Regions from separate parts of the Homo sapiens genome. Here region 1 is linked to region 2. A link is a loop called in an ENCODE intact Hi-C map of the cell type or tissue named here. Cell type or tissue: ascending aorta. All regions are shown on one strand. Links, peaks and the distances in the headings refer to the core of each region. The heading gives the core; the rest is flanking DNA. Region 1 overlaps GALNT11 (polypeptide N-acetylgalactosaminyltransferase 11). Region 2 holds the start of ACTR3B (actin related protein 3B).

Region 1 (11,556 bases), core at 335-2,834, 730 kb before region 2:
GTAGTTCTCCAAGTCCCCACCCGACCCAGAAGCACAGCCAGCTTCACCTCTCAATCCCCCCCCTCTAAACAGGACACCCCAACTGCTGTTGGGAATTTGGCCAATGACTGCTGTAGCTACTTCCTGCTGGATAGGGGTGAAGAAGGGGCCCTGCAATTGTAGTGTCCTCCAGAGGGGAACTCTTTAGGCCAGTGAAAGGGCCAGCAGGTTGGTCCAGGGGTCCTGGTAGAAGTTTAGTTGAGCTCATTTGGAGTTCCATTTGTAAGACCATCTGTAGCTTGATGGTCTCAATTCTAGAGGAAACAAATTTGAAAAGGAGGTTAAAAATACAGGGCCCGAAGGCAAGTAATAGCAAGATGGCTGCCACAGGACCTAGAAAGGGGAGAAGCCATGTTGTCCAACTCCAGAGGTTGGTGTAAGAGTTTGAAAGGCGTCTGATTTCAGAAGCCTTTTCCTATAAATGTTGGGTGGCATCTCATACTATCCCTGACTGGTTAGTGTAAAAACAACACTCTTCCCCTAAGAAGGTGCAGAGTCCTCCTTTCTCAGCAGTGAGGAGGTCTAGGCCTCGGTGGTTTTGGAGAGTCATTGCTGCCAAAGAGTCTATTTGGAATTGTAGTTACTATCCTTACTGGATAGATTTTGTTATTTCTTGCAAACTCTCTTGAGAAATCCTTTGAGAGTGTGGTAGTAGGATAATGAAGTAGGTAAACTGGCTATTCCAGTTCCTGTAGCAGTGGCCATTTCTAACCCTATAGGTAGGGGTATTAGTTGTATGGCTCTGCACTGACGGACTTGAGCTTTGAGGGGTACTGATAGGGTCTGATTTCCACAAGATTAGAAGTTAGAATAATATATGTTTACACTGTTAACTTTTAGCAAACTTTACTTTTGTTGAAAACCTTGTAAGTTTGGGATTTCAATTATTCTTTGCTATTAATAAGACCTCGTTCAGTCCATATTAACTTAGAATTGATATAGATGGCTCCTTCCTGATTCTGTAAGTACTTTAAGGTTTGGCTGAGTGCAAACAGCTCGCACATTTGAGCAAACCAATTATTAGGCAGTTTTCCTAACTCTGCTTCTACAGTTCCCTTATCATTTACTGAATACCCCTTGTGTCTTTTTTCCTTAATCACCCAGGAGGAACCATCTATGGTCCTGTCCTGAAGGGAGTTCCTCCTAGATCTGGTCGGACCTTTGTATGGTAGTTAGTTAAGATTTAGATCCCCTGTTAGGAAACCTGCTGGGTTAAGGATTTTTGATAGGAAGGCTATGGGTTGTCAGTGGCCTCAGTGCTTTTGGGCTACGCCCTTGTTTACACTGACAACAAGGTGGTATTGGAGTGTTACAGAGTTACAGAGAAGGCCTTCAATTATCAGTTATAGGTTTTAACTTTACTGTGGCTTTTAAAGGAATAGGGTGTAGGGTCCAGCCCCACAGGGTCGGTGGGTTTTTTCCCCGTGTGCGGAGACGAGAGAGTGTAGAAATAAAGACACAAGACAGAGATAAAAGAAAAGACAAGAGGTAGAGGAGTAGAGTCTTCTGTAAACTCCCACGGGGAAAGGGAGACTCCCTTTCCTGGTCTGCTAAGTAGCGGGTGTTTTTCCTTGACACTGATGCTACCGCTAGATCACGGGACGCTGGTGTTACCACTAGACCAAGGAGCCCTCTGGTGGCCCTGTCCGAGCATAACAGAAGCCTCAACTCTTGTCTTCTGGTCACTTCTCACTATGTCCCCTCAGCTCCTATCCCTGTATGGCCTGGTTTTTCCTAGGTTATGATTGTAGAGTGAAGATTATTATAATATTGGAATAAAGAGTAATTGCTACAAACTAATGATTAATGATATTCATATATAATCATCTCTATGATCTATATTTAGTATAACTTCTTATTTTATATATTTTATACTGGAACAGCTCGTGCCCTCAGTCTCTTGCCTCGGCACCTGGGTGGCTTGCCGCCCACAATAGGGTACACTGTTTTTTCTTTACTACTTCTATCTCTCTTTCTCTTTGATGACTTCTTTGTCTCTCTGAGTCCCTCTTTGTCTGTCTCTTCCTCTCTCTCTTTGCCTTTCTATGTCTCTCTCTCTGACTCTCTCTTTGTCTCTGTCTCTTTGACTTTGTCTCTTTCTTTCTCTCTGACTCCTTTGTCTCTCACTTCCTCTCTCTGTGTCTCTCTCTGATTTTCTGTTTCTTTCTCTCTTTCCTTTCTGCTGGTCTTTCCCTTCCTCTGCCAGCCACTTATGCTGCTGTTCTCCCCTCTCCTTCCCGTTTTGATGGCTTTGGCAGTGTAAGACTGCCACCTCCTTGGGTTTTTGCACTGCATGCAATAACTCCATGGTTTCCTTGTGGTATTTAATGGGGGTTCCCCCAGAGGTTAGAAACTCCCTTTCTTTCCATATTGCAGCACAGGCATGTAGGATTAGATAAGCATACTTGCTACCTGTATACACATTTATTCTTTTTCCCTTTCCCAGTTCTAAGGCTCAGGTAAGTGCCACTAGTTCTCCTGACTGGGTGCTGGTCCTTGGGGGAGGAGGCTTACTTTCAAGTACGGTTACGTCACTAACTATGGCATAACCTGCCCTTCGTATCCCATTCTCCACAAATGAACTTCTGTTGGTATATAGATTAAGGTCAGGATTAGCTAAGGGGACTTATAAGAGGTCATCTCAGGCAGCATAAGTCTGGACTATAATTTGTTGGCAGTCATGCTCGATTGGTTCCCCATCCTCTGGGAGAAAAGTGGCAGGGTTGAGGGCCACGCATGTATGTATTTGAAGCACCGGTCCCTCAAGGAGTAGTGCCTGGTATCTAAGTAGGTGGTTGTCTGATAGCCATAAACTCCCTTTGGCACTTACTATGCCATTTACATCATGAGTAGTCCAGACAGTGAGATCCTTTCCTTGTATTATTTTGATAGCCTCTGACACTAGGATGGGTACTGCTGCAACTACCCTTAAACAGTGAGGCCAGCCTTTTGCTACTACATCAATTTCCTTACCTAGGTGTGCCACCAGTTGTCAGACACGAGTCTGAGTAAGGACTCCAAGAGCTATCCCTGCTCTCTCTGTGATGTATAAAGAGAAGTTTTGTCCTGTGGGAAGGCTTAAAGCTGGAGCTTGTACTAGGGCCTGCTTTAAGGTTTTGAAGGCTGTTTCTGCCTCTGGTTCCCATTCTACTAGATGAGTATTTGCCCTCTGGGTCTCCTTGATTAGAGTATAGAGGGGCCTGGCTATCTTGCTCTATCTGGGGATCCATAGTTGGCAAAAGCGGTGATTTGAAGGAACCCCCACAACTGTTTTAAAGTCTTAGGGTGAGGATAAGCCAGTATAGGCTGTATTCGTTCCTTGCCAAGGGTCCTGGTCCCTCTGGCTAAGATTAGGCCTAGATATTTGACCTGCTGTAGGCAAAGCTGGGCCTTTGACCTAGATGCCTTGTACCCTTGATTAGCTAGAAAATTCAAGAGATCTAGAGTAGCCTGCTGGCATGAGGCTTCCGAACTGGTAGCCAAAAGTAAATCATCCACATACTGAAGGACCAGAGTGCCTGGACTTGAGAAGTGGCCTAGATCTTGGGCCAGTGCCTGACCAAACAGATGAGGGCTATCCCTAAACCCTTGGGGCAAGACGGTCCATATAAGTTGGGATGTGTGGTCTGTGGGATCCTCAAAGGCAAAGAGAAACTGGGAGTCATGGGAGTCATAGTGCAGGGGAATACAGAAGAAGGCATCCTTGAGGTCCAGAACAGGGAACCATTCTGCTTCCTCTGGTATTTGAGAGAGCAGGGTATAGGGGTTGGGTACAACTGGATATAGAGGAATTACTGCCTCACTGATGAGTCTAAGATCTTGCACTAGACTCCACTGACCGTTCGGTTTTTGTACTCCTAGAATTGGGGTGTTGCAGGGACTGCTGCATTTCTTTACTAAGCCTTGAGCTTTTACATGTTTAACAATATCCTGTAATCCTTTATGAGCTTCAGGCCTTAAGGGATATTGCCTTTGATAAGGAAATGTGGTGGGATCTTTTAACCTGATTTGGACTGGGCAGGCATTTTTTGCCCTTCCAAATTGTCCTTCCAATGCCCAGACTTCAAGGTAGATTCCTTCCTCAAGTAGGTGACACCAAATGGGTAACTTGTTCCCCATATTCATGTAGATAATAGCTCCAGCTTTGGCTAACATATCCCTCCCTAATAAGGGTGTGGGACTTTCAGGCGTGACAAGAAAGGTGTGTGAAAAGAGCAAAGTCTCCCAATTACAACTGAGAAGGTGGGAGAAATACCTGGTTACAGGCTGTCCCAGGATTCCTCGGATGGTAATGGACCTTGAGGACAGTCGTCCGGGACAGGAGATTAACACTGAGAAGGCCACGCCAGTGTCCAGGAGGAAGTCAATTTCCTGGCCTTCAATGGTTAAATGTACCCGGGGCTCAGTGAGGGTGATGACATGAGCTGGCGCTTGCCCGAGGCACCCTCAAGTCCTGTTGTTGGATCATCTGGTTGGGGGCTTCTGACCCAGAGAACCTTTGTCCTCCGGGGCAGTGCGCCTTCCAGTGATTGCCTCGGCATAGCGGACATGGATGAGGGGGTGGCTTGTTTCTCGTTGGACAATCTTTTTTAAAATGTCTTTGTAAACCACACTGATAACAAGCCCTACCGGGTGATTGGCCTGCTCCATTTTCTGTCCTTTCTGAACCACCAAAGGTTTGTTTGTCTGAGGGCCATGACTAAGGCTGCAGCCTTTCTCTGATCTCGCTTTTCCTTTTGGGCCTGTTCCTCTTGGTCCCTATTATAGAACACCAAGGTTGCCAGGTTTAATAATGCCTCCAGATTTTGTTCAGGGCCCAGGGCTTGCTTTTGGAGCTTTCTCCTGATATCCACGGCTGATTGGGTAACAAACTTATATTTTACAATCAATTGACTCTCAAGTGAGTCTGGTGACAGGGGAGTACATTTTCTTAAGGCCTCCTGTAGCCACTTAAGGAAGGCAGAAGGATTTTCTTCCTTTCCTTGAGTTATGGTAGACATCATTGAATAATTCATGGGCTTTTTCCTAATTCTCCTTAGTCCTTCTAGAACACAGGTCAACAGATGTTTACGACTCCAGTCCCCATGATCTGAGTCAAGGTCCCAGTGGGGATCCATACTGGGGATGGCTTGCTTACCAGTAGGGAATTTGTCCCTTTCTTCAGCTGTCATTCTGCCATTTACTTGACTAAGGTACCAGGTATCTCCAAACTCTCAGGCTGCAGCTAAAGCCGCATTCTTTTCATTAAAGGCCTGGGTTTGATCTAACAGTAGCATGACATCTCTCCAAGTGACATCGAAGGTTTGCCCTAGACCATGTAGGACATCTGTGTACCTATCAGGATCATCTGAAAACTTACCCAGGTCTGCCTTGATCTGCTTTAAATCAGAGAGGGAGAAAGGGACATGTACCCTAGTTGGGTCAAATTCCCTCTCCCTACAACTTGAAGGGGACATAACCGATAGCCCAGGGGTTTTTGTGGTTCTTTGGAGATTTCTTTGCTTATTTCCTTCTGGGCAGGGGAGATTAGAGGAGGCTTATCATTAATAGGAAGGGTAGCTATAGGGAGGATAGGATATGGGGGTAAGCTGAGAGGTCCTCCTATGGGATGTAAATTGCAAACTTTGCATAGTTGTGTATTCTCCTTCAATGAAAAGAAAGCTTGGACATAAGGTGTTTCACTCCATTTGCCTTCCCTCTTACAGAAAAGGTCAAGCTTCAGGATAGTATTGTAATTTATACTTCCCTCAGGTGGCCATTTTTCCCCATCAGAGAGAGAATATGGGGGCCAGGCCATAGTGCGGTAAAAATGAGCCACCTCTTTTTCAGGGTTTGCGGGTCAAATTGGTCCCAGTGGCTTAGGATGCATTTCAAGGGTGAGCCTGTTGATGCCTGATTGTTTCCCATCTGAAAGACAAAACCGCCCGCAGTTTTGGTTTGTTTGTTTCTCCCCCTGCCCAAGAACCCACAATGGTCCCTGAACCCTGCTGATCGGAATAGTTGCACTCACCGATGCAGCAGCAGAAACACCTCTTGCCCAAGAACCCACAACGGTCGGTCCCTGGACCCTGCGGATGGGAATAGTTGCACTCACTGACGCAGCAGCAGAAACACTAGTTTTCCTCCTAGACCACAAGGAGGACCGAGGAAGGTCGGATTTAGTGGCCCTTACCAATGCATTCTCAAAAATCTGCACCCTTGCCTGTCCTCCTAGACCACAAAGAGGACCGAGAAAAATTGGATTTAGTGGCCCTTACTGATGCATTCTCGAAAACCTGTTAGGGTCCTAAGCATTCTCCAGTTAGTATTGGGACTTTACCCCTCCTGTAAAGATGTTATGCCCCAAAAATGAAGTGGAGGGCCATATCCTGAGGGAGGGGAGGGATCTCCAGAGTTGGAAGAGTGATGCCTTTTTGTCCGCACTTATATGAATACAAGAATGTCATTTCTGAAGCTCCCCGTATCCTAGCTTCTGGAATAGCTTTTGTTAGGCCTGCTAGTCTGAGGAGGGATCCTAAAATTCCGGATAAGACAGTCCCCCACCCTGATGGGGCTTTGGGCAAAAATTATGTCTTTCTAATTGGTGAGCCCGGGTGCCTAAAGAAGGTTAACAGAGTCCTGGAGTTTATACTAGAAATGATTCTTACAGGAGAAACTAGAAAAGCACCAGAGACAGGGAGTGGTTTCCAGAAGCGGGACTAGCCTCAGAGAAGAGAGGCAAGAGAAAGTTTTTCTGACAAGCATTAGGACCCAGGAGGCAAGGGTCAGGATAGGTAGGATAGATGGGCGAGTCTCGCTTGGGCAACATGACTTCGAGAGTTCTGCTCATGGCCACAGGGTCAACCAACTTGTTGTCAGGACCCCGGAGCTGAATGGCTTTCCTCTCTGTCGACCCTCGGCTCAGCCCGGAAGTACAGGAAAAGCGGAAAGCTGGTTCCAGGCAAACCAACACTCCCAACTCCGAAGAGTCAGGGGTTGTTAGAGAGCCCTATCCCGGAAAGCCTGACACCCGTGTCTTTAGTCCAGCGGCTGTGCTAGTCAGTTTTAACTGGCCGCTAGTCACTTTTAACTGGCCGACAGGTGCCTGGTATTTAGCCACCGAATTCTAAGGGAAAACAGGACAGAATAGCAAGTGAAAGGGGTCAGATGGTACTCACTGCTTGGCAATAGCGTCAGCCCCAAGTGAGGATGGGGAAGGGGTTTTACAGTCCTCTATAAGCAGGAATTGTCCCAGTCTGATGTGGCTGCTGCGTAGTGCCCGCTGGCCTCCCTCTTGATCTTCAGGGGGTGTCTTCTGCCCAGCTCTCTTCTTGCTTCTGCTAACTTGCTGATGCATGCTGCTGGCGCAACTGTCCTTGCGCATTTGGACTGGGCTTGAAGAGGGAGGAAGTATTCATTCCCTTAAGCTTTCAGGCTTGGGGGAGAATCTTTCACAACCCAATGATACTCTTTTAAAGTTACTTTAAAATGTGCAATAAAGTTTTGTTGACTGTAGTCATGCTGTTGTGCTATCAAATACTAGATCTTATGCATTCTATTTAACTATATTTTTGTATACATTAACTGTCTCTCCCCTCACTCCCTTCTCAGCCTCTGGTAACCATTATCTAGTCTCTCTCTCCGTGAGTTCAATTGTTTTAATTTTTAGCTTCCACAAATAAGTGACAACAGGCAAAGTTTGTCATTCTGTGTACCTGGCTTATTTTACTTAACATAATGACCTCCAGTTCTATCCCTGTTGTTGCAAATGATGGGATCTCATTCTTTTTTTATGGCTGAATAGTACTCCATTGTGTATATGTACCATGTTTTCTTTATCCATTCATTTGTTGATGGACATTTAGGTTGCTTCCATATCTTGGCTATTGTGAACAGTGCTGCAGGAAACATGAGACTGCAGACCTCTTTGGTATACTGATTTCCTTTCTTTTGGGTATATACTATGAGTGGGATTGCTGAGTCACGTGGTAGCTCTATTTTTAGTTTTTGGGGATCCTCCAAACTGGTCTCCATAGTGCTTGTACTAATTTACATTCCCACCAATGGTGTATGAGGATTCCCTTTTCTCCACATCCTCACCATCATTCATTATTGCCTGTCTTTTGGATATAAGCCATTTTAACTGGGGTGAGATGATATCTCCTTGTAGTTTTGTTTTGCATTTCTCTGATCAGTGATGTTGATCACCTTTTCATACACCTGTTTGCTATTTGTATGTCTTATTTTGAGAAATGTCTATTCAGACCTTTGCTCATTTTTTAATAGGATTATTAGATTTTTTTCCTATAGCATTGTTTGAGTTTCTTATGTATTCTGGTTATTCATCCCTTGCCAGATGGATAGTTTGCAAATACTTTCTCCTGGTCTCTAGGTTTCTCTTCACTTTGTTGTTCCTTTGTTGTACAGAAGCTTTTTAACTTGATGTGATACCATTTGTCCATGTATGCTGTGGTGGGGTATTACTCCAGAAATCTCTGCCTAGTTCAATGTTCTGGAGATTTTCTCCAGTGTTTTCTTTTAGTAGTTTCATAGCTTGAGGTCTTAAGTCTTTAATTCATTTCAATTTGATTTTTGTGTATAGTGAGAGATAGGGATCTAGTTTCATTCTTCTGCATATGTATATCGAGTTTTCGCAGCACCATTTATTGAAGAGACTCTCCTTTTCCCAATGTATGTTCTTGGCACTTCTGTCAAAAATGAGTTCGCTGTAGATGTATGGATTTGTTTCTGGGTTCTCCATTCTGTTTCATTGGTCTGTGTGTCTGTTTTTATGCTGGTGCCATGCTATTTTGGTTACTATAGCTCTTTAGTATAATTTGAAGTTGTAATTTGGGGTTAGATAATGTGAAGTCAAGTAATGTCATTCCTTCAGTTCTGTTGTTTTTGCTCAGATAGCATAGGCTATTCTGGGTCTTTTGTTATTCCATATAAGTTTTAGGATTTTTTTTTTCTATTTCTGTGAAGAATGTCTTTGGTTCATTGGTATTTTGATAGGGATTGCATCGAATCTGTAGGTTGCTTTGGGTGGTGTGGACATTTTAACAGTATTGATTCTTCCAGTTGGTGAATGTGGAACATCTTTCTTTTTGTGCGTGCATGTCTTCAATTTTTTTTTTCCTTCCTTTTGAGAGAGTCTTGCTTTGTCACCCAGGTTGGAGTGCACTGCTGTGATCTTGGCTCACTGCAACCTCCACCTCCTGGGTTCGCATGATTCTCCTGCCTCAGCCTCCTGAGGAGCTGGGATTACAGTTGCCCACCACCACACCCGGCTAATTTTTGTAATTTTAGTAGAGATGGGGGTCTCTCCATGTTGGTCAGGCTGGTCTCGAACTCCTGACCTCAGGTGAGCTGCCTGCCTCAGCCTCCCAAAGTGCTTGGATTACAGGTCTGAGCCACTGTGCCCAGCCCGTCTTCTTCAATTTCTTTTATCAGTATTTTATAGTTTTCATTGCAGAGATCATTCACTGCCGAGACCAGCTGGGTCATGGAGACCCTTACCCAGCGGCGCTAGAGGAATTAAAGACACACACACAGAAATATAGAGTGTGGAATGGGAAATCAGGGGCCTCACAGCCTTCAGAGCTGAGAGCCATGAACAGAGATTTACCCACATATTTATTGACAGCAAGCCAGTCATAAGATTTACTATAAGTATTCCTTATGGGAAATAAAGGGATGGGCAGAAATAAAGGAATGGGCTCTGGCTGCTTACCTGCAGCATAAGTATGTCCTTAAGGCCCAGATCGCTTATGCTATTGTTTGTGGTTTAAGAATGCCTTAAGTGGTTTTCCACTCTGGGTGGGTCAGGTGTTCCTTGCCCTCATTCCGGTAAACCGACAACCTTCCAGCATTGCGTCAAGGCCATCACGAGCATGTCACAGTGCTGCAGAGATTTTGTTTATGGCCAGTTTTGGGGCCAGTTTATGGCCAGATTTTGGGGCCTGTTCCCAACATGTCCCCCTTTGTTTTGCAAAGTGATAAAAGCAAAGGCAGGTTTGTCATGGTGAGCTACTTCTTGCAGGAGTCAGGATCCACATCTGCAGAGTACACAAAGACAACACAGATTAAAAGGACGATCATTGTTGAAATCACAGAGCTTCCAAGTGTTTTTCTCCATTTGAATAGGTTACTAGCTGCTAATCTGTCTGCAGCTCCTTCGAGCACTCTAGTTCCTGGCATTAAGGTCAAGTGTGGCTGTGATGCTTTAAATATTTGTTCTTTTAATTTTGCAATATCCAAAGACAAGTTTGTAGAGTGGCCTTCTAGATGCTTTTTTATTCTTTCCTAAATTTTGATTTTATTAAGAGCTATTAATAATTTCCACAAATCCTTGTTTAGCTCCTACAATGGGCCATATCATTTGAGGTTGAGGTGCCACTATACTGCCATGGTTCCAGATAATAGGAACTCTTGTCATACTTCTTACCATTTCTACCATCTGACCATTTTGTTCAGACCAGCTGAACATAGTGTGGCCATGGCACGCAGACTGAGGTGCAATTCAAGCTAAACATCCCCTAGGGGACCAATCAATTCCATAGGAATCACTGCACAGCACCTCTGCCTGTTCTGCAATGCAATTTTCCTAAACAAGTATGTTCATTTTTTCTTGCCAGGTTCAATTTTATTTATAAATAGGTTTTTGAGGGTGGTATGCCTCAATTGTAGGAGCAGATTCATTATGGTAAATACTGAGATCAGAAAGCATGTGTAACTGTGTCATAGAGTGATTGCATCCAGGCATTGTTGCCAGCCAAGATGGATAAATATGCCCAATAAGTGTAATTGTTCTCTGTGTCAGCCCTTGTTGAAGGCAGTGGTGATCACCGCTATCATTAAATTATTCATTGTGACTGGTTGTCCCGCTTTCCTCAGGTTTTCTTCCGCCATCTGTGACAGCTTCTTGATCTGTCCCCAGGTGGGTGGCTGTGTTCGATGGGTGTTGCTCATGACAGTTGGCATCCTCCTCAGCGTCAGTCTTGACATGGCTGCAACCGGGGGTCCTCGGGATTCTCCTGGAATCTTTTCCCCAGCATCTGGCTTATGATAAGGTTTCAGGTGTTTTGATGGTATCCAAATCGGCTGTTGATTTGGTCCTGGAGAAACACAAGCATAACCTCTACCCCAAGTTATTATTTTACCTATTTCCCGACTTTTTGTTATTGGGTCTCTCCACCAAACCAGTTTTTCTGCTTCTGTCTTTGCAGCTGATTTCTGTAGATGCTGTTCAGCTGCTGATAGCATCTGGCCTTTAGGCAGGCTCAAAAAATTTAAAGTTAAGAATGCTAGATTCAATTGTATGCGGGCTGTCCTGTAATCCATTTCCCCCTTTCTGTTTTTGCAACTGCCGTTTCAGGGAGAGATTCATTCTTTCCACTATGGCTTGTCCTTGAGAATTATATGGGATACCAGTAATGTGTTTAATATTCCATATAGAGAAAAATGTAGCTAGAGCTTGGCTAGTATAGCCTGGGGTATTATCTGTTTCAATAGAAGCTGGAATGCCCACCACTGCAA
Region 2 (11,556 bases), core at 5,207-7,706:
ACCTGAGAATTATGGGAGCACAGTTCAAAATGAGATTCGGGTGGGGACACAGGGCCAAACCATATCACATCCCATTATGGCTAGGAACTCAGCTTTCAAAGTTTCTCTGGGGTCCCCTTGGCCAAGAGGGAGTCTGTTCAGTCAGTTGTGGGGCTTAGAATTTTATGTTTATCTCTCAAACCCTAAATATTGTCTGGTAGTGTGGATGAACTTATTAAAGTGCAGCTCCCCAGATTTCATCTCTGGATTCTGAGTAGTGGGCATAGAATCAGTGATTGATTCTGATGAGAGGCACATGGAAGCACTCAGCATATTTTGTTGAATAAATGAAGCAGATGTGAATTGAAATTGGAAGGATGGGTGAAGCTTTGAAAAGAGTTTTGAAGGATGATGAGAATGAGGTAGCTGAGGAATGTTCTAGATTCAGAGGCCTGCACAAACACCTGACAATACAGAGGGTTTGAAGAACAGTGTGTGGTCTGGTATGTCCTGATGTACCAAGGGGCATAATGTGAGATGAGATTGCAAAGGTAATTTAGAATCTGATCTTAGAGAACCTTGAATGCCATAATAAAGGTTTGGACCAAATTCCATAAGAATAACACACCACTGATGGTTGTAGGGAAAGAAGACTGACATAATACATACATTCTGGAATTCTGTCCTGATGTCCCTCATAGCAGTATAATTTTCCTGAAAGATTTCTTGTAGAGACAAAAGCCTGGAGACAGGGTGACTAGTGGGAGGCTATTGAGCAGTTGAGCAAGAGCGACAGTTGGAATGAAAAGCAGGGGACAGAGACACAAGGGAAGCGGTGGGGTTGAATGACCAGGCCTTGGCAGCTGAGTGGTATAGGAGGGAAGCAAGAAGAGAAGGGGGCGTGGAGGGTCACAGTCTGAGTAATTGCCCTCGGCAGAGAAAAAAACATAGCAGAGTTGGTCTGAATATGTTCCGTCCTCTCGGTAATTTTCTTAAGACTTGTGGTTTGGGGTCTGTTATTAACTCTCTGAACACACTCAACACACTCCGGCCAATCAACTCTTGCTTGGACCATTTTCTCCTGCTGTTGCCAAGACATCAGCGAGGCCCATTGAGTCCAGTGACAGACCCTTCCTCTTAAAGGAGAATGCCAGCTACTTTCAAAGGAACGGGTTTCTAATTTTTTTGGTACTCCTTTCTCGTTTGCATCCTCATGGCAACAGGGAACACACAGCTTGCTCTTGCCTACAGCTCTGAGATTTAAGATTCGCAGAGCTGCTGGGTGGGCAGTTTTGGAAGACAGCGGTTAGTTTTTGGGTTCTTTTTCCATCTTGGCCCAGCACAACTAGTTACATGCAGGACATTAAGATCACATTGTCCGGGGACTCATGCACTAAATCCCATTAGATAGATAATCTCTGAGCCCTGATTATTTTGTTCTTAAGCTGTCTTCATATGCATAAATACACGGCATTGCCAGAATTGAATGGTGTTTATTACAAGTTCATTTGAGAGTGGTGCTGATACGAGGCAGTACTTGGGATAGTAGTTGTGAAACGGTCACATCGTCTGCTAGAGGAGATGCGGAATTGTATATGGGAGGTGTTCGGGTTTCCATGTTTCTGACTGTTGGCAGCAGGTGGAGTAGGATGCCATTGTTGGGTAGAAGTACAATAAAGAGATGCTTCTTCCTGCTGACAAAAGCCAACTAAAACGCTTCTCTCATGACAAGTTGAATTTAAGGCATAAATCAGAAAGCAGGCTGAGCTACTCAGAGAAAAGATTCCTAGGTTAATATGCATTTAGTAGCAGGAATTTTGTAAAGTATATTGAAGAGGGCAAACCTCCTTGGCAATATAATTAATAAAGATAGTACTTGAAGTGCTTTATTTTTTTGAGACGGAGTTTTGCTCTTGTTGCCGAGGCTGGAGTGCAATGGCGCGATCTCAGCTCACTGCAACCTCCGCCTGCCGAGTTCAAGTGATTCTCCTGCCTTGGCCTCCTGAGTAGCTGGTGGCATGTGCCACCATGCTCGGCTAATTTTGTATTTTTAGTAGAGACGGGGTTTCGCCATGTTAGCCAGGATGGTCTTGATCTCCCGACCTTAGGTGATCCACCCGCCTCGGCCTCCCAAAGTGCTGAGATTACAGGTGTGAGCCACCACGCCCCACGAAGTGCTTCTTATAGAGTATGAGGTTTATACCTCTGTGGGTGTTTTGCCCTAGGCACTGTCAAAATGGATGCAATCAGTTTCTGATGTATAGGAGTTAACAGTCTAAGAAGAATAACACAGAAGAATACACAGAGAATTGTCTTAGACTGTTCAGGCTGACATGACAAAATACCATTGACGGGGTGGCTTAAACAACAGAAATTTATTTTTTTCAGTTCTGGAGGCTAGAAGTCTGAGATCGGGGTGCCAGCAGAGTTGGGTTCTGGTGAGGCTTCTCCTCTTGGCTCGCAGACAGCCACCTTCTTGTGTTCTCACAAGACAGTGCTGTGTCTTCACACAATGGCCATTCCTCTTCTTGTTGATCAAACCCAATTTCAGTCAGGTATTAGCAGCCATATATTTCAGAGGAGATGAGGCCCCTCTCCAGCCCAAGGGGGTCTTCTTCAATAATCTAAGTCAGTTCAGTATATCAGGTGTGACTATTTCATAATTACTATTCTGAGTCTTGCCTCATCCCAGCACCACTCTCAAATGAACTTGGAATAAACACCATTCGATGCTGGCAATGCTATGTATGTATGAATATGAATAAACCATCCAGTGACTGCTTTTGGCACAGGTTGGAATTATGGATTGAACTGTGTCTCTACAGAAACATGCTGAAATCCTAACCTTTGGCTCTGGTGAATGTGATATTTGGAAACGGGATATTTGCAAATGTAATTAAGTTGAGATGAGGTCATTAGGGTGGGCACTAATCCAATATGACTGGCGTCCTTATAAGGAGAATGCCATGTGAAGATGCAGACACAGGGAGAATGCTACGTGATGATGGAGGCAGAGATTGGAGTGATGCACCTACAAGCCAAGGAATGCCAAGGGTTGCCAGCAGCCATCAGAAGCTGGGTATGGAACAGATCCTCCCCTAGAGTCTTCGAGAGAACATGGCTTTGCTGACACCTGCATTTGGCCTTCTGGCCTCCAGAACTGTGAGAGCATAAATATCTCTTGTTGAAGCCACCCAGTTTGTTCTACTTTGTCATGGCCACCCCAGAAAAAGAATAGAAAAAGAGCTGATTAATGACACAAGAAGAGAAGCAGCTGGGAACTTCCGGAAACATTTCCTCCCACTGCCTTTGAGAAAGGGCATCAGGATGGGGCATTTCTTCCACTGTTTTTGTCCATCATGATTTTGGTGCATGGAGGGGCTGCAGCCGTCTCAACACTGCATGGGATAAGCTGAGGACAAACGACAACACGCAGGGCCCTGGCAGAGCTGAACGTACAGGCCCATGATGATGCCATCGAATGGTCAAATTATCCTGGAGTCACTGGATTTCCTATTGTGCGAGATAACAAATTTGCTCTTTCCTTGTGCCACTTTTAGTTAGGTTTTCTGTTATCTGCCTACAAAACACCTTTGATATATCAAGGGTTAGTGGTATCTAGAGGAAATCACTGAGGTCAGGAAATCTTTTGTTTTCTACCAGCTGCTGACCATGGCCATCAATCCCAATGAGTCCTATGCAGAGAAGATGCTCCCTGAAATCGCACACCCTTTATTACTAGCCAGTCCCAAATTCCTGTAAAGACTTCTTCCCTGGTGTAGTAGCTGGGTCCTATACAAGCCTTGAGGTCTTTCTTCCTGGGCTTTGTGCATGTTTTCCATCCCAGAAACACTCTTCCACCCTACAGTCTCCTCCACCTAGCTACTCTGCCCACCTTCTGGGTTTCAGCTTCAATATCATTGCTTTGAGAAGTTTCTACTGATTCCCAAGTCAGCCCCTCTATGGCTTTCTGGGCACCCTGGACTTGCCCTGTCTTAGCATTGACTACACTGTATTGTAATTGCCTGTTTACTGTTGCTATCTCCCACTGGACTCTTGTGGGCAGATACTCTGAACATCCTGTTTACTGCTGCATGCTCAGTCTAACACAAAGCCTGACTCACAGTAGGCGCTTGATATATGTTTGTTAAGTGAATAAAATAAAAGACATGGCAGTGTCAACAGTCTGTAATTTAGAATTAATCTATGTTTAGGCTAGGGCCGTGAAAAAAATGGGAGCTGGGCTGGGAGCAGTTGTACTTGCCTGTAGTCCCAGATACTCGGGAGGCTGAGGTGGAAGGGTCCCTTGAGCCCAGGAGTTCTGTGCCACCCAGAATGATGGATCTGCACTAAGTTTGGCATCAATATGGCACCCTCCCAGGAGCGGGGAACCACCAGGTTGCCTAAGGAAGGGTGAACTGGCCCAGGTCAGAGATGGAGCCGATCAGAACTCTCATGCAGATCAGTAGTGGGACCATGCCTGTGAATAGTCGCTGCCCTCCAGCCTGGGCAACATAGTGAGACCCTGTCTCTAAGAAACAAGCAATAAGAAAAGAAAAAGAAAAGGGACCAAGGCAGGGCTTTGGCAAAACACAAAGCAAGCCAGCCAATCTTTAACCCCAGCCTTGGGCTTCTAAACTGGGATTCCTCCACACTTACTCCTTTTTATTTTCCTCCCATTTGCTTCTCTCTTCAGTTCTCCTGAACATTCTCTAGGTCTGGGCCTTAATGGGTACTTATGAGTTAAAAAAAAGAAATGATGATGGGTTACCTAGGAGTGGTCAACGTATCTATTACTTCTAGGTAAAAAACACAATGTTTTAAGTACCTGTAAAAACAACATGTCTTGGCTGGGCGTGGTGGCTCATGCCTGTAATCCCAGTACTTTGGGAGGCTGAGGCAGGCAGATCACGAGGTCAGGAGCTCAAGACCAGTCTGGCCAGCATGATGAAACCCTGTCTCTACTAAAAATACAAAAAATTAACCGGGCATGGTAGTGGGTGCCTGTAATCCCAGCTACTTGGGAGGCTGAGGCAGGAGAATTGCTTGAACCTGGGAGGCGGAGTTGCAGTGAGCCGAGATTGCGCCACTGCACTCCAGCCTGGGCGACAGAGTGAGACTCATCTCAAAAAACAAAACAAAACAAAAAAATACATGTTTCCAGAAAGCTCCTAAAAAATTAGTATCAAGAATTTACGATCGGGCAAGAAGCAGGAAGCAAGTGGCAAGTGGGACTCTCAGTACCTTTATAATATAGTAGGTGGTGTTTGCCTTCTTTGGTTTCAGTAAGAACTTTTGGGCGATCATCCCATCTTCGACACTTGAAAACATTTTCCAGGAGTGATCTTGGTGTGGTTTACTCAGTCTAAGGCCATTCATTCCTTAAGGCTGGCCAAGCATTTGTTTTGCAGATTTTTCTTCTTAGAAAAATTTAGGCCGTGTTAGGTATAATAATTCCAACTAATTTTTTTTGTTGTTTTTTTGAGACAGACTCTCGCCCTGTTGTCCAGGCTGGAGTGCAATGGCGCGATCTTGGCTCACTGCAACCTCCGCCTCCCAGGTTCAAGCGATTCTCCTGCCTCAGCCTCCGGAGCAGCTGGGATTACAGGCACCCGCCACCACGCCCGGCTAATTTTTGTATTTTCAGTAGAGAAGGGGTTTCACCATGTTGGCCAGGCTGGTCTGGAACTCCTGACCTTGTGATCCACCCTCAGCCTCCCAAAGTGCTGGGATTACAGGCGTGAGCCACCGCGCCCGGCCAATTCCAACTAATTTTTTTTTTTTTTTTTATTATATGGGGAAGGTTACTCAGTCATTCAACAAACATTTGGGCACTTCCACAGGTACACCAAATACTGTGCTAAGCACCTGCTGCTCATCAATAGTGATTAAGACAGACTCAAGCCCTATCCTAGAAGATTTGATAGTCCAGTAGGGGAGGCAGACAACAAATACATAAATATAAAAATATAAACACTTTGCTTTAAGGGTTAGGAATGAAACCAACAGATTGTTGAGACAGAGGATACAGTACCGGTAGGGGACATAGTCAGGGTGATCAGGAACAACTTCCCTCGCAAGGTGACATTCGAGCGAAGACTTACAGGAGGAGAAAGGCGCCAGGCCTCGGAAATGGGGTCACGTTCATGTAAGTCAGTTAAAAATAAACCCCAATCTCTCCAGCAGCAAGGTTGGACGTATGGGGCCAAGAAGCCTCGCTGCCAGCACTAAAGATGGCGCGCCGGAGTGGGGGTGGGGGTGTTGGGGGAGGCGGGGCGTGCGCGCGTTCTGATTGGCCGACCGGGGAGTGACGTCACGTGTCGGCCGCCGAGCATCCGGGCTCCCGGCAGCGGCGCTGCGGCGGCTCGCGGGAGACGCTGCGCGCGGGGCTAGCGGGCGGCGGAGCGGACGGCGACGGGGCGCTCTCGGGCTGCCGGCGGGGCCGAGCGCCGCGCGTCCCGAGCATGGCAGGCTCCCTGCCTCCCTGCGTGGTGGACTGTGGCACCGGGTAAGAGCAGCTCGGCGCCCACCCCCGCTCCTCCGCGGCCCCGCTCCCGGCCCCTGGCGTCCACCTCGCCTGGAGGTCGAGCTGCGTCCGTCGCCCCGGGCTTGAGCCCCGCGATCACCTGGGCAGGTGGGGCGCCGGCCGCCGCTTCCCTCCAAGCCTTGCCTTGACGTCGTAAAACCCCCTCTTCCCTGCCGGGAAGGGCCACAAGAGGAAAAGCACGGAGGGTAGGGACGCGGTGCCCACTCTGAGCGAGCCCGGCGCTCCTCGCCTCCCCCGCCCACGTGGCCGGGCCCCTGGACCCGCAGCCCGGCTCCGGCCGTCGCCGGGGTGGACACCCTGAGGGACACCGGGAGCGCGGGATCTCCCCTCCTAGGAATATTCGCCAGCGTGAGGCACAGATCATCACTGCAGATCCTTTAACGTCACTCATCTCCTAGTGAACGGTGTCCCTGCCTTCCAGCGTTCTCAGCACTGGCCCTCGTTCTGTCCCCGCGTGTGCGTGTCATTCCTCCTGGCTGAGGATTCTTTACCACCTACTTGTGGAGAGAATAGCATCGATCTCCCAACTTGATACCATTTTTACTGCCCTCCCTGCGCTTTTCCAGTATGAAATGGCACACTCAGGCCAAGCTGTCCCTTTGGTTTGCATAGATTTGCCTTTTCGCTGAAAAATGATGTGTTTAAAAAGACTCCATTTTGAAAAATACCCTAAATTTGGGAGAGCATGTTTGTGGAATTGTGGTAGAGGTTTTTGTTTTTAACTTTTTGAGTGTGACCACTTCTTTCGTTGCCGTTAAGCTATTAAAAAGAGATCTTAGGAAATGCCCTGAAGTATCGGTGACCCAAGTTAGCTGGTTGTAGTAAGGTGATTGCTGAATCCATGTAGCTGGTAGTTTGGGAATACAAGCTTGCCTGCCTGCGTTATGGGTGTAGTGCTTAGTAAAATAGCCTGGAAGTAAATTTGGTCTCTTAGCGATTTTTTTCAAGAAGGGATTTTAATCATTTTTGCCACAAAATGTAACATGGCATGTTCACCTTACCCTTGATTCTTTTCTATAGAAAAATGCACTTGGTTTGGTTTCCTTGACAACCTTGTGGGGGTGCCTTCTTTAGTTTGCTACAGTCCATCTCCTACTGTTAGTTCCTTCCTTTTGCTGCTGAAGCGACCAGAAGTGGTTGTGGACTGGAAAAATCCTCTTTGCTTGTGTGAATTCTTTTTGAAATACACGTCATATCAAGCTTTGTAGCTCTTTATTTTAGAACTTGCTTTTCTACCTAAAACACAAGCCAAAATCAGCGTTGTCGATACTACAGCTCCCCTCCCTCAATTATTGACACCCTTAACTCATGCCCTCCCCCAATGGGTTCACCTCAGGTCCCCTCAGGTCTGGTTGTGTCAAGAGTGAAACCAGTGGGTGAAAGTATTTTTCATTTCCACATTTGCATGTGAGATTTTTGCTTTGTAGTTTTAGTCTTGCAGAACTATTAAAATATAAAGGAATTCTTGGTAGTAGCAATAAAATAATGCTCACAGAGTTGTCATACCTTTAAGATTAGTAAGTCGTGGACCTTACTCATCTTTCTTGCTATAAATACCTAAAATGTCGTGCTCAGTTTTGACCTTTTGAGGTAAGTGATTAATGTAACTTGGCTAACTTGGAGATTCAACTTCTATAGATCATTGTTTTGTGGCCCAAAGTCATGCTTCAGAAGTTGGTGTCAAGACTTAGAAACGGTGGCAGGGAATCTCCATATGAATTCCCCATATCGAGTGTATGGCCAGAAGGAGCCTGAAAGAGCCCGAATTTACCAACTTGAGCACATCAGTAGTTCTTACATTTCCCAGAGAGCCAAAATGATTTTTGGATTTAGTTTTGCCTCAAAATAGGACAAAAAGTGGTAAAATTCAGATAAAAATAACCAAGCCAAAGGAAAAGAACGGACCTAGGAAGTCACCCTGAGCTTTAGCCCAGTGGCTGCTGAAGTTGGTCCGCACATTCGACCTTAGTCTTCCTGTCTGACAACATCATAAGAGTCATGGTTATGTAATTCCTGTCATCAGAAATCAAGAGAAATACCTGTTTCTTGGGTGAAAAAAGCCTTTTTTTGTAGTACTAAATTGTAAAAGCATTGAGCTATACATAGTGGGCACTAATGATTTATTGGACAGTGTGATAAACAGTATTTTTTACAAATAAATTTCATCCCAGTATCCTTGAATCCTCCTCAGGTAAACCCCGAGACTACCTGAGTAAGCAGTGATGTGCTGGAGGCCAGGATAATATGGACAAAGGGATCTGCTGAGTCCAAAAATAAAGCTTCATCTATTTAAAGGGATGACTAGGCTGCATAGTTTTCAGAGAATATTTCACAACTCCGGTCTCACTTCTCTGAGCCAAACTTTTCAAATGAAGTCTTTTGCATTTTTCAACTTTTTTTGAAATAATTTCAAATCTACTGAAAGCTGGAAGAGAACAAAAAACTACTGTATACTCTTCTTCCAGTTTTACCAACTGTTAACATTTGCTTTGTCACTCTCTGTATGTCCATACATATTATTATTACTTTCCTGCACTGTTTGAGAGTAAGTTGCAGAGATCATACCCTTTTATATCAAAATACTTGAATGCGTACTTTCTGAGGACACATTTTCCCTTCTAGAATCACATTCCAATCATCAAAATCAGAAAATTTAACATACATACAGTAGTATCCTATATACAGTATGGATTCATGTCTTTTATGGAATGTCACCCATGAAAGACCTCCCCATCAGCGGCATACATTGCATCTGGTGGGTGTCATGTCTTTTAAGTCTAATTTAATCTGGAATAATTTCTTAACCTTTTTTTGTCTTTCAAGATGTTGGCATTTTTGACAGCCAGTTGTTACCTAGTGTTTCTCTGTGATAGATACAGGATATGCATATTTGTCAGGACTACCACAGAAGTCCTGTTGATCCTTCTTAGTGCATCCCATCGAAAGGCTTAAGATAGGGACTCGCCTCAGTCTTGATGAAGTTCACTTGGATCATTTGGAGAGGGTGATGTCCACGAGGTTTCTTCACTGTTCAGTTACTATTTTTCTTTGTAATTAATAAGTCATTTGGCTGGGCGCGGTGGCTCATGCCTGTAATCCCAGCACTTTGGGAGGCCGAGGCGGGCGGATCACCTGAGGGCAGGAGTTCGAGACCAACCTGGCCAACATGGTGAAACCCCGTCTCTACTAAAAATACAAAAATTAGCTGGGTGTGGTGGTGCGTGCCTGTAGTCCCAGCTGCTTTGGAGGCTGCTCAGGAGAATCACTTGAATCCGAGAGGCGGAAGTTGCAGTGAGCCGAGATCGGGCCACTGCACTCCAGCCTGGTGACAGAGCGAGACTCCATCTCAAAAAAAAAAAAAAAAAAAAAAAAAAAAAAGTCATTTGTGGGGGAATATTTTATGTAAGTACTCTATTCTTAAACTTTCATCCATTAGTTTAAGTATCCATTGGTGACTCTTGTTTTTTTCTTTTTTTTTGACAGAATCTTGTTCTGTTTCCTAGGCTGGAGTGCAGTGGCACAATCTCTGCTCACTGCAACCTCTGTCTCCCAGGTTCAGGGAATTCTCCTGCTTCAGCCTCATGGGTAGCTGGGATTACAGGCATGAGCCACCATGCCCGGCTAACTTTTTGTATTTTTGGTAGAGACGGGATTTCATCATGTTGCCCAAGCTGGTCTTGAATCCTGATCTCAAGCAATCCACCCGCCTTGGCCTCCCAAAGTGCTGTGATTACAGGCGTGAGCCACTGTGCCTGGCCCATTGGTGATTCTTGCCTGAATTACTAATTATGGTGATGGTTGCAAAATGGTGATTTTTGAACTCTATTATTCTGTCTCCATTTATTAGTTAACATTTTATTTTAAGGAAGAACTTATCCATAGGCCTCATTTGTTTATTGTCTGTATGAGTTGTCGTTCTGTTCAAAGAATGATAATCCATTATGCCGTCCTCATTGTTGTCAGTGGGTTATCTATTGCTTAAATTGTCCCAGATTTTGCCAAGTGAAGCTCATTCAGGCTGACTCCCATGTTCTTTATTTTTTATTTATTTATTTTTTGAGACGGAGTCTTGCTGTGTTGCCCAGGCTGAAGTGCAGTGGTGTGACTTCAGCTCACTACAACCTCTGCCTCCCGGGTTCAAGCGATTCTCCTGCCCCAGCCTCCTGAGTAGCTGGGATTATAGGTGTACACCACCACGCATGGCTGTTTTTTTGTATTTTTAGTAGAGATGGGGTTTTGTCATGTTGGCCAGGCTGGTCTTGAACTCCTAACCTCAGGTGATCTGCCCACCTCTGCCTCCCAAGGTGTTGGGATTACAGGAGTGAGGCACTGCACCTGGCCTTCCATGTTCTTTAGACATGTCTTCATTTTTTGAGCATTCTGGCCAGGCGCAGTGGCTCACACCTGTAGTCCCAGCACTTTGGGAGGCCGAGGATGTGGATCACGACCCGTGGTCAGGAGATCGAGACCATCCTGGCTAACACGGTGAAACCCCGTCTCTACTAAAAAAAAAAAGAAATACAAAAAAATTAGCCGGGCACACTGGTGGGCTAATTTTAGTAGTCCTAGCTACTCAGGAGGCTGAGGCAGGAGGATCGCTTGAACCAGGAGGCGGAGGTTGCAGTGAGCTGAGATCGCGCCACTGCACTCCAGCCTGGCAACAGCGAGACTCCATCTCAAAAAAAAAAAAAAAGAAAAAATAAAGCAAGGATATCTTTTTGTATTTTTTGCCTGAGTATCTGTGGCTTAGATTTTTAGAAATGGGATTTCTGGGTCAAAGGGCAAATGCATATGTAATTTTGCTAGGCAGTGTCAAATTACACTCATTAGTGTGCATTCTCACCAGTAATGTGTGAGGATGCCTGTGTCTTACAGACTCACCAATAGAGCCTATTGCCAATTTGTAAAATTACCAACCTAGAATAAATGATATCTTAATGTCTTTGTTTTGTGTTGCTGTAACAGAATACCACACACCGGGTAATTTATAAAGAAAAGAATAGAATGGTGAAGGTGACAGCAGTTAGTTG

Evidence for each region. A loop is a pair of places that touch in the nucleus more often than their neighbours do. Peaks named below come from ENCODE experiments on the same cell type or tissue, not always from the same donor. Only the 100,000 strongest peaks of a DNase experiment are listed, where the experiment ranks them.
Region 1: it touches region 2 in a loop (5-fold over the local background); 9 of 110 quality-filtered maps call a loop at or near these places.

What each region holds. Positions count from the first base shown.
Region 1 is chr7:152,028,624-152,040,179 of GRCh38, forward strand. The region is part of intron 1 of GALNT11 (polypeptide N-acetylgalactosaminyltransferase 11); the gene reads left to right. Among named protein-coding and RNA genes, the nearest start is that of GALNT11, 8.7 kb to the left of the region's middle. RefSeq lists an enhancer at 9,839-10,340. In ascending aorta, for the core only: a CTCF peak has its summit at 1,679 (motif pointing left); a DNase peak (open chromatin) is centred at 1,658.
Region 2 is chr7:152,753,440-152,764,995 of GRCh38, forward strand. ACTR3B (actin related protein 3B) reads left to right here and starts at 6,313. Exons shown (of 12, transcript NM_020445.6): 1 at 6,313-6,487. The coding sequence starts at 6,444. It also overlaps the pseudogene RN7SL845P. RefSeq lists enhancers at 5,955-6,114, 7,115-7,164 and silencers at 6,365-6,884, 6,645-6,939. In ascending aorta, for the core only: no CTCF peak of the experiment used is centred there; DNase peaks (open chromatin) are centred at 6,272 and 6,842; H3K4me3 peaks cover 2,055 bases; H3K27ac peaks cover 1,493 bases.